Linked DNA regions of Homo sapiens: region 2 is linked to region 1. The links are chromatin loops, found by intact Hi-C in ENCODE. Cell type or tissue: Caco-2. All regions are shown on one strand. Links, peaks and the distances in the headings refer to the core of each region. The heading gives the core; the rest is flanking DNA.

What was found. Peaks named below come from ENCODE experiments on the same cell type or tissue, not always from the same donor. Only the 100,000 strongest peaks of a DNase experiment are listed, where the experiment ranks them.
Region 2: a loop joins it to region 1, with 1.8 times the contacts of the local background. A loop is called at or near these places in 1 of 110 quality-filtered maps.

What each region holds. Positions count from the first base shown.
Region 1 is chr6:84,029,471-84,037,810 of GRCh38, forward strand. MRAP2 (melanocortin 2 receptor accessory protein 2) reads left to right here and starts at 4,302. Exons shown (of 4, transcript NM_138409.4): 1 at 4,302-4,413. In Caco-2, for the core only: no CTCF peak of the experiment used is centred there; a DNase peak (open chromatin) is centred at 4,251; H3K4me3 peaks cover 1,200 bases; H3K27me3 peaks cover 115 bases.
Region 2 is chr6:83,951,663-83,960,002 of GRCh38, forward strand. It overlaps RIPPLY2-CYB5R4 (RIPPLY2-CYB5R4 readthrough), which reads left to right. Exons shown (of 18, transcript NR_174604.1): 17 at 3,636-3,800; 18 at 8,162-8,340. CYB5R4 (cytochrome b5 reductase 4) reads left to right here. Exons shown (of 16, transcript NM_016230.4): 15 at 3,636-3,800; 16 at 8,162-8,340. The coding sequence ends at 8,216. Among named protein-coding and RNA genes, the nearest start is that of LINC02857, 65 kb to the right of the region's middle. In Caco-2, for the core only: no CTCF peak of the experiment used is centred there; no DNase peak of the experiment used is centred there.

The DNA.
Region 1 (8,340 bases), core at 208-8,207:
GAAATGAAGGCCAAAAGCAAAGTGCCAGCAGGGTAGGCTTCCTCTGAGGGCTGTCAGGAAAGGCTCTGTTCCAGGCCTCTCTCCCTGCCTTGCAGATAGCCACCCCCATGCTGCCTCTTCATATCGGAGTCCTTCTGTATCCATATGCCCCATGGTGTCTCTCTGTGTGTACTCTTCTTATAACAACAGTCAGATTGGGGTAGGGCCCACCCATATGATCTCATTGAACCTAATCACCTTTTTCAAGGCCCGATCGCCAAATACAGTCACATTCTGAGGTACCAAGGCTTAGGACATATGAATTTTGGGGGACACCATTCAGCCCATCGCAGCAATTGAAGTCAGATGAGGCAATGAAGCACGCGCTTAGGGCTTAGAGTCGTGGCTCTCTGTGGCCCTGCTTTCTGCCACCTTCCCAGGACACATTCTCAGGTGCCTCCCTGCCTCTTGGCCTTCTGGCCACCCAGCAACCCCTTCCTTCCACACTTAGAAGGCACATGGGCACAGGTGCTGGGAGGACCAGGGTCAAGCCATCCTAGCCCCGGGATGTCAGTGCCACTGCATGTTTGGAGGTGATTTGGCAGGGGCAAGCCTTGCACCCACCCCAATCCAGGTATCCAGCATATCCTGGTTGATGTTGCAATTCCTTGGGATTTCCTGAAGTCCATGGACCTATGGAAGGCTGTGGGAAAGGAAAGTGACTTCCCCCACTTCCTAGCCCTGGGTCATTCAGCCTTTTTGAGAATTTGACTAAAGTTAGACAACCTCTCTCTACCCTGGAAAGTTGACATACATAGACAGCCATGATTTTTATATATATTAAGCGGGTGATGAACTTCATAAAAGCTACTCTGTGCACCTCTTGTGATTTGGCCCTGCTTACCTTTCCAGCCTCATGTCAACTCTGCTTTCACCATGCTGCAGCCCTCTTGAATCAGCAAAGCCATTCTCTGAATGCATTGTATCCTTCCACGCGTGTTTTTGCAAGCGCTCTTTCCTCTGTCTACCATATGCTTTCCTTCATTAGCATTGTAAAAAACTTCAAAATTAAAATTACATTCTGTCTTCTTAGAGAATCCATGCTGTCACCTCCTACTTCCTATAACCTAAGTTAAACCAAGTGCTCCTCTAGGACATCCATGAGTCTAAAAGGTTTATAATACTAAGTTTTTATTATTTCCTTACCTTTGTCCTTTCTACAGGATTGTGAGCATTTTGAGGACAAGGACTGTGTTTTAATCATTGCTATTTTCCTGGTGTCTAGGACAGAGCTGAGCACAGTCAATGTTTGCAAATATCTGTTGAAAGATCAAATGAATGCATTCCTGAATGAACGACTGAAAGAGAAGTATGAGCTTGTGGTGAGCTCATTTTGGAGCCAAACGGTGCTGGGTTTAAATCCTGGCTCTCTTGAAGACTAGTATTGTGACCTAAGGGAGATTACTCTAAAGCCTCTGTTTTCTAATCTTGAAATAAGGCAAATGGAATTTACCTCAAGACAAACCATTGTCAACTTATATTGATGAACAACAGCTATAGCTACATATAACTTAGTCCTGTCACTAAATTTCTGTGAGTTATCTTGGAATGAAAAGACAAAATTAAAAGACAATGAAGCTGTATTCTTGCAGATTAATTTATTAAGAACAACAGTAAAAATATACTCATTGAATGTCTACTGGGTAGAAGACATTATGCTAGGACCTGTGGAGAAATTAAATATAAATTAATATTTGGCCTATGGAGGAGTTAAGGTATACAGTATAGGCTAAATTTTAAAATAAAGTAGGAAATGTCAGGTGCCATAAGAGAGGTATCAGATTTTAGATTAAGAGTTCGTTTGTAGCTGAGACAATGAGGAAGGCTTTTTGGGACAAGTGGTGTTTGAAAAGACCTTTCCTACAAAGGAAAGGTCAAAAGATTTTTGCTGACAGTGGAGGAAGGAAGACAGGAATGAATGCAACCATGAGGAGGTGGAGATATCTAGGAGAGAAATGTGGGCTTGGCCATCCTATTGATGTCATTGTTTCACCAGATGCTGCAGTTTCAGCTTCTGAAACCAAGGGTTAGTGACCTGCCTTTTTCACAAAGTACAATGTGCCCTGGTTTTCTGTCTGGAGCCATTGATGCTCTGCCCAGAACAAGGCCACCTGATGCCGACAGCTAAGGCAGAAATTGGCCTGTTCACACCGTAGCCCCTCAGAAGCAGCAGTTTTGTCACTCTTTTTCACAATGCCCTGAAGACACTTGGCAGAGGCTCTACTGCAGGGGTGAGGAATCACATCCCTGTGAATAGGAATGAGCAACTGGAACTGGTGTGGACACTTGGGGAATGATTAATAAATCTTATCACAGATTGTCAAATTATGTTATTTAGAATCAAACTGCTTGTGGATGAGGCAGAAGATACATACACACACTATAAAGATGGTTTTCTCTAATGACCAGTGATGATGAGCTTTTTTCCATATGTTTGTTGGCTGCATAAATGTCTTCTTTTGAGAAGTATCTGTTCATATCCTTTGCCCACTTTTTGATGGGGTTGTTTTCTTCTTGTAAATTTGTTTAAGTTGCTTGTACATTCTGGATATTAGACCTTTGTCAGATGGATAGATTGCAAAAATTTTCTCCCATTCTGTAGGTTGCCTGTTCACTCCAAATGCCCATCAATGATAGAATGGATAAAGAAAATGTGGCACACATACACCATAGAATACTATGCAGCCATAAAAAAGGATGAGTTTGTGTCCTTTGCAGGGACATGGATGAAGCTGGAAACCACCATTCTCAGCAAACTAACACAGGAACAGAAAACCAAATGAGCATGTTCTCACTCATAAGTGGGAGTTGAACAGTGAGAACACATGGACACAGGGAGGGGAACATCATACACCGGGGCCTGTCGGGGGTGGGCGGCAAGGAGAGGAAGAGCATTAGGACAAATACCTAATGCAAGCGGGGCTTAAAACCTAGATGACAAGTTGATAAATGCAGCAAACCACGCTGGCACATGTATACCTATGTAACAAATCTGTACATTCTGCACATGTATCCCAGAACTTAAAATTAAAAAAAAGAAGAAGAAGAAAAATGGTGTTCAAAATATTTCATTTTACAAGTGGTAATGAAACTGAGCTTTTAAAAAAAAATCAGTGATGAGATGTCATTTCCAGGAATCCTCTTTTGGCACCACCAGCTTGAGTTCATCACACTGCCACCAGCCTGCATGGGTGCTGCATTTCCCCTGCTGCTGTATAATGGTGGTTAAACTATGGTTCTGGGGCACCAGGCTTCCTGACCTTGAAGGCAAGCTCCTCTATTGACTAGCATATGACCTTGGGCAGTTCCTTTAACCTTCCTAAGTTACAGTTTCTCATCAGTAAAATGGAAATGGTGGCAATACCTGTCTAATATGGCATATGGAGAGTAGTAAAAGAAATGACTAGTGCAGTAAAGAACATCTCAGTGCCTGCCACACAGCAAGTGCTTTCTCTCCAGATACCAGCGTGACTTCTTTCTGTCTCATCTCCTTTAGATCTTTACTCCACTGTGAAGCCATCTTTGACCATCCCATTTAAAAATGCACCCCCTACCTCCAAACATTATCCCATTTCCTCCCTTCTTTTTTGTCCACCGCACTTCATCACTATCTCACATACTATGTATTTTAGTTATTTGTTATGTTTATGCCTGTCTCTTTAGTAGAATGCAAGCACCAAGCACCTGTATTCCCAGATCAATGCCTGGCATGCAATAAGGACTCAAGGGAGGAAGAGATGAGCCAGCCCTGCTATGCTGAAACTACTCCCGGCCCAGTGCTAGCCCTTTGGGACCCCGTTTGAACGTCTGACTGCCCTTTGACACCTGGACCAGTGGGCAGGAAGAGAAACTAAAATCGAGGTAGTAATTTAAGCAGCACATTATGGGGGGGCTCTGGCCTTACTGAACTTGAACTCAATGCTGCCGATTTTTCATAAGCCTTGATTCATGATACCCCACTCCCTCTTGCTCAGCTAATGAGCTCCTCCTGTTACCCAAAGTTGACCCGAGGGACCCACTGCAGAGCCCGGGATGGCAAAGAATTCTCTGACTCAGGCTCTGACCCGGACTCGGAGGGGCAAAGTGAGCAGGAAAGGGATCTGCAAAGCTCACCTCCTCTTGGCCAAGGCGGCCTCGCGCTGGGGAGGCGGCTCTCGCGCTGGGGAGGCGGCTCCCGCGCTGCAGCCCTGCTCCGGCGCCCCGCGCCGCCTCCGCTGCGGGTCGGGAGCGCGCGTCTCCGCCGCACCTCGGATCTAGGAGCTACTCGCCCGGCCCTGGGCGGTGGGAGGCGGCGGCGGCGGCGGCGCTCGCGCACCTCGGAGGAGCCAGGAGCCGGAACCAGGGCCGAGCCCGCGGGCCGGGGCTAGCCAGCCGGTAACCACGGGCGGGACAGGGCGCCCAGGGCGGAGCAAAGCCCGGGCGCTGGGTGCGGGGCGCGTGCAGCTTTGGTCAAGGCAGGGCTTGCTTGGGTTTGGGGGCAGTCTTTAGTTTAGAGGGGCTAGAGAATGGGGTGGGAGGAGGAGAATTGGGGTGTGAGGACGCCCACGGGAAGAGTGTGGACCCCGTGGAGAGCACCAAGTTTAAAACCTTCCCGGCAGCCCGCTGATGTGCGTGTGGACGCCGCTGGGCGTCCGAAAAGCCTGGAAGCGGCGGCGCTCGGGGCTTGGGTGGGCTTCCTCCCCTCCGCTGGGCCCCAGCGGCCGAGGCACACCCTTTCCCGCTGGTGAGAAAACTTTCCTTGCTGCGGCCCTCCTGCCGCCTTGGTGCCCTGCAACTGAGAGAGCCCCCCTGGGCTGGGGAAATGTGCTGGCTCCTGGCCCCGGGCGCGCCTCCATGCACTGGGCAGGGTTCTCAGATGATGCCTGGCTTGACAGTTGCTCATTCATTTTGTTTGGACTGGGGAGCCTGCTCGCAGGTCGTGTTACTGATTAGAGGGAAATAGGGGTTTTACACTTTCCCCGCCGCCCCACCCCGCAACCCGCCCCCGCTCCCCCCGCCCGCCCCGCGCCCCGTGCCCCGTGCCTTTCCCATCCTTTCTGTGTAATTAATTGAGGAAGGCAAAGAGTAGTCTCTGCAGAAACCTGTTTGGAGGCGTTGTGGTTTCCACAGCATGTTAGATGGCACAGAATCTCAGCCACTACTCTGCATTTAGTTTGACAACAGTGAAACACTCTGGTGTTTTGAAGGCAAAGGAAGCTTGAGGGAATGTGTCCAGGGAGACGAGAGAAGGGAACTCTTATGCATAAATTAATTCTTACGAAAACCCCAAAAGTAAACAGTAGTATTTTCAGTTTGCAGGTAGAGAAAATTAGATTGCGATATTAAATACGTTTTCCAAGGTGACTGCCCCAGTTAAGTAATAGTGGGGAGTAGGGGTCTGGAAGCTAGGACTGTGAGTCTAGTTTCCTTTAGGTACATTGCATGGGGTACACAGACAAGAACAGGTGCAGGAGAGTGACGAGGGCCTGCAAGGATAAGGTCAGGAAAGCCAGAGGCCACTGTGAGCTGGGGTACCCACAAGGAGTTTCGTTCTTATGAGGAAGATCATCCAGTGTTTATGGAAGAATAGATAATATTAACAGGTGATAGGAAAAGGAAGAGTTGCTTCCAGTCTGTATCTTTCTTTTCAAAGTGAGGCCAGCCTAAACCCTTTAAAGAGGGTCTCGAAGCCCGAAACTGGACTGGATTGTTCAAAACCCAAATGGCAGACGTCCTAGAGTAGTGAAAGCGGTTACAGTCATCTTTGTGCAGGTATGAGAGATGAGAATGGACCCAGGAGACTTTTTAAAAGAGGGAAACATTGAATCCTGGCAACATTCTAGAACAAATTCTTTAAGATAGCTCAAAACTACCTAGGGAAGCATTTACAAATACTTACGCCAAACCAACTCCCTTCCCTTTTCTAGCAATCTACTGGGATATAGATCAGGGTATGCTGTATCCATTGTCTTCAAATGTGGGCTGTGACTCATTAGGCTAATGATCAGTTTAGTGAGTTGCAAATAGCAGTTTTTAAAACATGAAAGCCAAGAGAAAGAAAGATAAGATATCAGAGTGCATTGCAGGAGCAAGGGAAAGTACTGTTTTGTGAAGCGCGCGCTGGTGATGCATGTGTCCTGTTCTGTGTTGCTGATCCTGCTGCCTCTGCGTGAGTGTTCATACCCATCGCTAGCTGCCCCCTTTCAGCCTTCTGAGCTAGCCCCATTCTGGTCACAGTGGGGGTCATCTTCTTTTACCTTGCAGATTATGTCATCAACATATTCTGGAAAGCTGTTCGCTTCCTCCTCCCCATTTCTGTTGGCCCCCAGATGCTGAGGTATTTTGCCAATCAGAATTCATCTCTGAATTATTTATCTGTGACCTTTTTTGATAGTCACAGTTCATAGATAACTTTTATCAAACATATTAAATTAGTTCAAATTGTATAAAGAGAATATCACATCTGTCCTTTTTAGCTTTCAAGGGAAATGTTTTCATTACTTGGAGTACAAAAAATATTGGAAGAACAATATTCTTATGATGTTTGTGTAATATATTTAAGGAACTATTATTATACCAAGCTATGATATTTGGAAGATTACCAGATAATGCCTCATTGTGTCATTTTCTGTCTAGTCTTTTTTTTTTTTTAAATTTTTCTCATTTTGGCTTTTTTTCCTAAATGAAATATCAAGGTAGATATATGAGAACCTCTCCATAACTCTTGAACCCACTGGTTACTTCAAGAGTATGAGGGTTCATCATGCAAAGGAATATGAAGAAATGTTTTAATAAACAAAATGAAAAATAATATGAGGGTTGAGCAAGGAGGCCTTGTTGAATAGATTTACTTCCTTCATCCCAAAGCTAGTGATGGTGTATCTGAAATTGGTGGGTTCTTGGTCTCACTGACTTCAAGAATGAAGCCACGGACCCTTGCGGTGAGTGTTAACAGTTCTTAAAGATGGTGTGTTCTGAGTTTGCTCCTTCTGATGTTCGGACGTGTTTGGAGTTTCTTCCTTCTGGTGGGTTTGTGGTCTCGCTGGCTTCAGGAGTGAAGCTGCAGACCTTCACGGTGAGTGTTACAGCTCATAAAGGCAGTGCAGACCCAAAGAGTGAGCAGCAGCAAGATTTATTGCAAAGAGGGAAAGACCAAAGCTTCCACAGTGTGGAAGGGGACCTGAGCGCCTTACCACTGCTGGCTCCAGTAGCCTGCTTTTATTCCTTTATCTGACCCCACCCACATCCTGCTGATTGGTCTACTTTACAGAGAACTGATTGGTCTGTTTCACAGAGAGCTGATTGGTCCGTTTTGACAGGGTGCTGATTAGTGCATTTACAATCCCTGAGCTAGACACAGAGTGCTGATTGGTGTATTTACAATCCTCCAGCTAGACAAAAAAGTTCTCCAAGTCCCCACTAGATTAACTAGACACAGAGCACTGATTGGTGCATTTACAAACTTTGAGCTAGACACAGGGTGCTGATTGGTGCATTTACAAACCTTGAGCTAGACACAGAGGGCTGATTGGTGCATCCAAGAACCCCGAGCTAGACAAAGAGTGCTGATTGGTGTATTTACAATCCTCCAGCTAGACATAAAAGTTCTCTAAGTCCCCACTAGATTAGCTAGACACAGAGCACTGATTGTTGCGTTTACAAACCTTGAGCTAGACACAGAGTGTTGATTGGTGTGATTACAAACCTTGAGCTAGACACAGAGTGCTGACTGGTGTGTTTACAATCCTTTAGCTAGACATAAAAGTTCTCCAAGTCCCCACCAGATTAGCTAGATACAGAGTGCTGATTGGTGCATCCACGAACCCCGAGCTAGACACAGAGTGCTGATTGGTGCATATACAATCCTCCAACTAGACATAAAAGTTCTCCAAGTCCCCACCTGATTCAGGAGCCCAGCTGGCTTTGCCTAGTGGATCCCACGCCAGGGCCATGGGCGGAGCTGCCCACCAGTCCCATGCCACAAGCCTGCACTCCTCAGCCCTTGGGCGGTTGATGGGACCAGGCGCCATGGAGCAGGGGGCGGCGCCCGTTGGGGAGGCTCGGGCAGTGCGGGAGCCCACCACGGGGTGGGGGGCTGGGCTCTGGCATGGCGGGCTGCAGGTCCTGAGCTCTGCCCCACAGGGAGGCGGCTGAGGCCCGGTGAGAATTTGAGTGCGGCGCAGGCAGGCTGGCAGTGCTGGGGGACCTGGCGCCCCCTCTGCAGCTGCTGGCCTGGGTGCTAAGCCCCTCACTGCCCAGGGCTGGTGGGGCCCACTGAGTCTGCGCCCACCTAGAACTCACGCTGGCCAGCCCGGGTTCCTG
Region 2 (8,340 bases), core at 102-8,101, 78 kb before region 1:
TTTCTTTATCCAGTCTAACATTGATGGACATTTAGGTTGGTTCCAAGTCTTTGCTATTGTGAATAGTGCTGCAATAAACATACATGTGCATGTGTCTTTATAGTAGAATGACTTATAATCCTTTGAGTATATACCCAGTAATGGGATTGCTGGGTCAAATGGTCTTTCTGGTTCTAGATCCTTGAGGAATCGCCACACTGTTTTCTACGATGGTTGAACTAATTTGCACTCCTGCCAACAGTGTAAAAGTGTTCCTGTTTCTCCACGTCCTCTCCAGCATCTGTTACATTTTGACAAATGCCTCTGACAATGAAAACACTTAGCAGAGAATACTATACCCAGCCTACATTGTCATTGTTGATGACATTAACACTGACAGTGTCATTAACAGTGATGTTGTTAGTGTCATTATTTTTACACTAGAGTGGATTGGGAGGTTAGTTGGGGCAAAAGAGAGAGGGGAAATAAAGGGATTCTAAGCAGCATGGAAATGGGTCACAAAGGAAACGGGACTATTTACCCACTTATATGCACCAATAGAAGATAGAAGACAATTTACATCACTTTAAAGATTTGTGTGCTCACTCCCTGCAAAATGTGCTTGACATTACAAAAAGATAAGAAATCAGTAAGACTACCCTAGTGGTGGTGAAGTTCTAAAGTACATAAGTGACTGTAAAGTCTGTGCCTTGAGAGAAACAAAAAACATACCATAGATATCTAGTGAAAAGAATTTTATTCCATTTTTGTGAGGGTGGGAATATCAGAGCTTCATGGAAGAAGGGGCTTTTGAGCTGGGCTTTGGGAAATGATTAGCATTTCTTGGAGCGGGAAAATAAATCTGGGTAGTAGGATTGCATAAGACATGAGGGCCAGGATATTCTAGTGTTTTAATGACAGAGTAGAGTTGTTTTGTTGAAATAAATATTGTGCATGAAGGAGAATGATGCAGAATAACTAAAAATAAACCCATTAAACCTTATATCAGTTTTAGAAGGAATCTTAATAGTTATCATTTCTGATCTTTTTGTTTACAATTGAGGAAACAAGATAGGCTAAAATCAGGTGCTGAAAGACCTTGAATGTAATTAATATGTGAAGTAAATATTATATATCAGATAGACATAGGAAGAAGGCACAGTGACACTCTGTGGCTCATCTCCCTGTAGTGCTGACAGGCTCTGTGGACTATATGTTTTTGTCTTCTGATGTCAGTATTGGGACTGGCAATGTGGCAGTTCCATTTAAGTTAGCAAAAGCTGATGATGCCAGAAGCAGAAGTAAATTGAACAGTATACCTGAAACTGTTTCTTTTTCCCCAGCCTCTTATGCTGACAGATATGCAGCCCACTAATCTGGAGCCTTATAGCACTTTCGGTTTCTTCCAGGAGATGTTCCTCAGATGTTGTGTTGCTCAGAATGTGTTCTTTGAAATGTTAATGTGTTCCCCGGAATGGACTCTGTGATTGAATAAATTTGGGAAACAGTATATGCCTTCCTGAAGATTTACTCTGAACTTAGCATATATAAGGCTTTCTGAAATTCTACGGAAATATATTTAACTTTTTTTAACCCAGTATGTCACAGACTTATTTGATAGTTAGCCTGCTTTCATGGAATAACTACTAACATCTGGAGGCATACTAGTGTTTCATTAGATTCATTTTAAGAAATGTTTCCATATAATTATGGAAACATATATAATTATATATATTTTATCTAATTTTGATTCCTAGTTTTGTGAGATTTTTTTCCTTTGAGCACATAGCAATTTTTACTACAGTTGCAGGCATTTTCTTTAGCTAGAAAAAAAACAAAAAACAAAAAAAACAAAAGCAGGAAAAGCTGGGGCCCCAAGTACTCTGAAATACCAATCTGTGGGCAGTGAGGAATCACTGAAGCTTTTAAGCAAAAAAGTTGTAAAGTTGTATCAGAGTTTTTAGGGGAACTAATATGGCAATGGTATATCAAATAGATTAAGGGCTAAGGCTGTTAATGTAATATTTTAGATGAGATATAAGAACCTGATCTGGAGTTGTGACAGTAAAAATGGGAAGGTAAGGGACTTTGTGTGAGAAAATGAAGGAGGCAAGTTGCTGAAGCTGATTGGCTAGAGGAGGAGGGAATAAGTCGTTGGATGACTGCTAATGATTTAGACTAAATGAATACATTTGTATTTCAAGACTTGTCATCTCAGATCACTATCAGCCTACTTTAAAATAAAATTTTTGACAAGCTTACTTAGATTGACGTTTGAGATCACATAGGCACTCATCAGAAGCAGGTCTGTTCTCTTCCTCTTTCATATTACTTTGTATTTTATGGGTTATCTGAATTTATTTTCAGGTAACCTTTTCAAGGGTCCCAACCCCTTCTGGCACTTTTGAAATTATAAAAGAATTTCAGGATGTTTACTGTGTGCCCCCCACATGTCTCCAGCATCTCAAAGCTGTAATTTTTTAGACAGTAAGTTAACCTTCATTCAGAAAACCCAGGAGAGAGTATTCCACAGGAATTGTCTATATTTTGATATAAAAAATCTTTCATTAAAGAATTATTGAGTCTTAACTTGGGAATGCTCCTGTTCCAGTTTAAGCTCTTTTCTCAGCGTATGAAAAGGAGATAAGCAGGATAACAGCCTCTTTAGAATATCCTTAAATTGCAGCCAGAGATTAAAATGCATGTGTCACTGGTAATTGCTATTTACTGTGATTTATACCAGCATATTATTATTGTTTATTTTGGGTTCAGGGGGTACATGTGCAGGTTTGCTTGAAGGGTATATTGCGTGATGCTGAAATTTGGATTTCTATTGATCTTGTCACCTAGACAATGAACATAGTACACACTAGGAGGGTTTTCAGCCCTTGCCCCTTTCCCTACACCTCCCTCCTTTTGGAGCCCCCAGTGTCTATTGTTCTCATCTTTATGTTCTTATGTACACAGGGTTTAGCTCCACTCATAAGTGAGAACATGCAATATTTGTTCTTTTTTTTCAATACTAGTAGATTATTAATAGAAATGTAGCGTTCTCTGAGATCCCTTGGGATCTTTATTTCATTTATATATTTATTTTTAATTAATTTCTTTTTTAAGAGACAGGTTCTTGCTCTGTTGCCTAGGCTGGTGCAATCATATCTCACTGGATCAAACGATCCTCCTGCCTCAGCTTCCCAAATAGCTAGGACCACAGGCACATGCCACCACACCTGGCTAAGTTTAAACAGTTTTTTTTGTTGTTGTTGTTTTTGGGTTTTTTTTTTTGTAGAAACTAGGTCTCACTGTGTTGCCCAGGCTGGTCTCAAACTCCTGTTCTCAAACAATCCTCCCACCTTGGCCTCCCAAGATGCTAGGGTTACAGGTGTGAGCTACCATGCTTGGATAATTAGTTCAATTTAAAAAAAAATGCCAAATTACATTCCTTATCTATAGGAAAAGCTAATCCTTAGTAAATATAGATTTACCTATACGTTTTTGTTAAATCTTACAATTTTTTTCAGTGTTTTTCTAGCAAGTAAGTGTATCTTTATATATTAAATTGTTCCTTTAGGGGAGAAATATATTCTTGAACTTGAAACATGTTAATAATATGTTTAAAATAATAAACTTTAAAAAGCTGTTTTTCTTTTCCCTAGACTGGATGTTGAATTTGTTCTCTCAGCACCTATTTCTGAATGGAATGGCAAACAGGGACATATTTCACCAGCTCTTCTTTCTGAATTTTTGAAAAGAAATTTGGACAAATCCAAAGTTCTCGTCTGCATTTGTGGACCAGTGCCATTTACAGAACAAGGAGTAAGGTGAGTAACAGTGTAGTAGGAAACAGACTGCCCAACACTGAAGTGAAGATCTTTCATAACAAGCATCTCTCAGTTCTTCCTGTTTATATGAAACTGCACTTTAATAATCTTACAGTTTTAGAAAATAACAAAGTCTTTAAATCTTCGTATAGTTTGAGTTGGAGGCCAGGATTATGCATATTGTTAGATAAAACATAAAAGTAAGTTACAGCCAGCAGTCAGTGTTCTCTGCTCGTGATGGCTGCCAATATTGTTACACTCACAAGATTGGTGCCACAATTCTTATTTGGGACATTAGGCCCAACCTCTTCTTCCATCAAAGCTTCATAATATATAGTAATTAATAAGGAATGTTCATCTCATTGTAGCTTTTGATCTTCATTCTCTGTAACTGAGTGAAAGTAAATAATATATGTGATCAAAAGCCAAGCAGCAAGACAAAAAGGGAAGACTAGAACACAAATAAGGCAAGACTAATAGTTGAAGCATGGATCATGAAAAATCAGTGGTAGTGGCGATCCTGTTTGAAATTCATCTTGATGTGATTTAGCTTTAAAATGGCACTTTAAAATATTTGGTTAAATATAGCCCCTATTGGATTTCTAGATAATTTTAAAATATGGCTGTTCTAAGTGCCCTATTCTTATTTAGTAGGTGACTAACCTAACATTTCTAGATGTTGATGAAAAAAGTCAAACTCTGTAAAATCTTTGAAGAGATTTATTCTGAGCCAAATATAGTGACCGTGGCCTGTGACACAGCCCTCAGGAGGTCCTGAGAACATGTGCCCAAGGTGGTCGGGGCATAGCTTGGTTTGATACATTTTAGGGAGGCATGAGACATCAATCAAATACATTTAAGAAATACATTAGTTTGGTCCAGAAAGGCAGGACAACTCAAAGCTGGATTGGGGGGGGCACGGGTTTCCAGGCTCTAGGTAAGTTTAAACATTTAAACATTTTCTGGTTGACAATTGGTTGAGTTTGTCTAAAGACCTGAGATCCACAGAAAGGGAATGTTCAGGTTAAGATAAAAGATTGTGGAGACCAAGGTTCTTTTGAAGTCTTACAGTGGCTGCCCTTAGAGATAATAGATGACAATGTTTCCTGTTCAGACCTTTAAAAGGTACTAGACTCTTAGTTAACCTCTTCAGGATTGGACTGGCCTGGAAGAAGAAGATCTAGCTATGTTAATAGGATTCTTTACAGATGCAAATTTTCCCCCACAAAGGACAGATTTGCAGGGCCATTTCAAGACATGGCAAAGAAACATGTTTTGGGGTAAAACATTTTTATTTTCTTCCTTGTCTCGTAATGTTATGCCAGAGTCAGGTTGGAAAGTAAGTCACGATATATGGGGTTAAATAAAACCCATCTGATGAGAATTTATGGTTTGTAGGGCATGACTTCCCAGACCCCTTAGATAGGAATTTGGGCAAGATAAAAAAAAAAAAAAAATCAGAGTTTAGTCCTCATAGATAATCTTATATCTTGCTTTTTTATTTAAAATTTTAATTGTAGAAAAGATTGACCCCCCAATCAATAAAAACATTAAAAACTTTTTTCTTGTCATATTTAAAATGTATTTTATTTTTAATTAAATATATTTCTATTTTAATGCTTTAAGAAAAATGTTGTTTTAGTTAAACTCTCTCAACTTAAAAAGATTTTTCAAGTTTCTGTGTAAACTTTTGCTCTTTTAAAGCTCAAGCAAAACTATTAAAATTACAATGAAGACTAACATAGTTTGAATATAAAAAATTTTTTATGAAAAAAGGCTAAGAGCTGTACTGTCTTCTGCTGTATTGCTTCTGCTATTTTAGAAGTATCTCAATGAGTACTTTACAGATTGCAATATAATAATACTTTTAAATAATTAGAATCATTTTTGCATTTTTAAAATTGACCATAAACTTAGGGAGGCCAAGGCAGGTGGATCACCTGAGGTCAGGAGTTCGAGACCAGCCTGGCCAACATGGTGAAACCCCATCTCTACTAAAAATACAAAAATTAGCCGAGCATGGTGGTGGGCACCTGTGATCCCAGCTACTTGGGAGGCTGAGGCAGGAGGATCGCTCGAATCTAGGAGGCGGAGGTTGGCAATGAGCCAGGATCGCGCCATTGCACTCCAGCCTGGGCAACAAGAGCGAAACTCTGTCTCAAAAAAAAAAAAAAAAAAAAAAAATTGACCAGAACCTATATGGCTTTCTTTTCTCAGTTTTACCTCAGAGCCAATCTTTCAATGCTGTGCTAACTGGCTTACCCAGAGTTGCTCAGGAGTATTTATTAATCATTACATGTGGATTCCTGCTATTACTCACTCCTGAACATGCTGCATAGAGTTGCATTCTGAGATGTAACTTGATTCAAATTAGTACTTAAAATTCATAGTAGCTGCCCTTGTGACTCTCAGTTAGGACTCATTTCTTTGGTTTCCTTATCCTCATCATCTTAATGGATGTGGTGTATTTTTCTTGATTAGCAATTATATGGGTTTCTTATTATAGTTTTTGCTGTTCTGAAAAATGAGTCTTTCTTGTGATTGTGATGTCCACTCCTAGAGTGCTGCAAAGTTAATCTCATGTCTGCTACATAGATTATATTAAAAATATAGCCATCCCAGACATATTCTCCATATTTGGTGAACATTTGTCAGTCTGTATGGTATGATAACAGAGAAAGACTCAGAAACCTATTTTTTAAAAAATACAGATAAGCAGCTTATCATTACTTGGCCAATAATGGTTCTTTATCCATTAAATATGTACTTTATTACAGAGGTTAGTAAAACAGTCTCTGCTTTCCAGGACCACACTATCTAGTGGTAGAAACAAATGCACGTGCTGATAACCAAAGTATGACTCAGAACACCACAAATATCTTACTAGAGATAAAATCAAGATGTTACAGGAATTCCGGGAGAGATGGGTTACTTTTACCTAGCGATGTGTGTGTTGGAGAGACAGGAGCTGCATGGTCAAAAAAGTCATGTGCACAGCATGTGGACTAAAACCTACCAGTCAAGAGAGATGGAGAAGGGGATAGTACAGGCAGGGAGAACTGGCAGATGCATTAGGGGTGCAGATTTATACAAAAGACTAGACTGGTTTGGCTAGAGTGAAGCTGCTTGCCTGGGAGAACAGGATGGAATGGTAGCATGGGCCCAGATACTGAGAGGCTTTACTGCTGCACTGTGTTGGCTTCAACTCCTGTGCCCTACTGGCCCTTTGTGTGAGTATGTGTATGCCCTCTGGGAGCTGCCAGCTGGGGTTTAAATCCCAGGTCTACCACTTACAAGCATCTTACAATCATTTGCTGGGTGTCCTAGGGCAGTTCTTAACCCTTCTAAGCTTTAGTGCACTTATCTATAAAAATGAATAAATAATAATACCTATGCATGTGAAGTGCATAGCAAAGTGACATTTATAATAGAGTAAGTGGTAAAAAAGTAGTTATTATACTATTTTCCTAGTTGAACAATACGCAGTATTTCTGCTTTTCCTGTTCAGTAGGGGGAGAATGAAGATAGAATCGTAGGGGAATCAACTCCTTTCTTTGAAAACTGGTGAATAAAGGGGAAAAAAATCAAACATTTATTCTCCCTTTGTTATATGAGCCATACTACTGAATAATCACATAATAAATGAGCAGACATTTTTCTTTATAGGATTCCTCAGCTGATTAATGAATAAAGAATGATAGAAGTAGAATATCACCAATTGCAGTGCTTAATGAACTAATGGATCTATACATAGATCATAATGGTAGCTAGCACTCAAAAAGAGAGGCAACCATTTATTACATGCCTCCAGATAGAGGAACATTACCTGTGAAATAGTCTTGTCAAAAAGATTTGAACCTGTGTCTGATCAAGCCTCTAGATCCATATATTAAGTTATGGAAAATATGAGGACATAAAGACATATTATTAAGGAATACCACAGGGATGTAGAAAAATGAAGGTTTTAGGAGACTCAACAAATAAAAATCTGATTTTTGTCAACAAATAAATTGCAGGATGGAGTGGGGGTCTGGGGGATCTTACAGATCAAAGGATGCCTAAAAGACTTATCAGCCAATCATAATGAGTAAATTTTAATTGGCTATTGATTGAAACTATTTTTTAAAATTATGACATTTATGAGCTAGTTGAAAATTTGAGCACTGCTTAGATATTTCATGATATTTAGGAGTTACTAATCACTAATTTTTTAAGAGGTGATAGTGTTTTTTTATTTAAAAAAAACTACATAGTGAATGGGGAAAATGAAAAAGTATCATGATTATGGTGGTAAACTGCTCTTATTTCTTCATTTTAAAGCATTTTCCCTAAGAAACATGTGCTTTTTATTTGTTTTTCAGGTTGCTGCATGATCTCAACTTTTCCAAAAATGAGATCCATAGTTTTACAGCATAATGAAGAGCTGTCATTGTCCTTTATTCAACTAGTTTATCTAAATTTGTGATTGCTTAGGGTTTTTTAAGAGAACATTTTTGTACATAACAAAAGGTTAACTAGAATCCAGCCTTCAGTTTCTTAA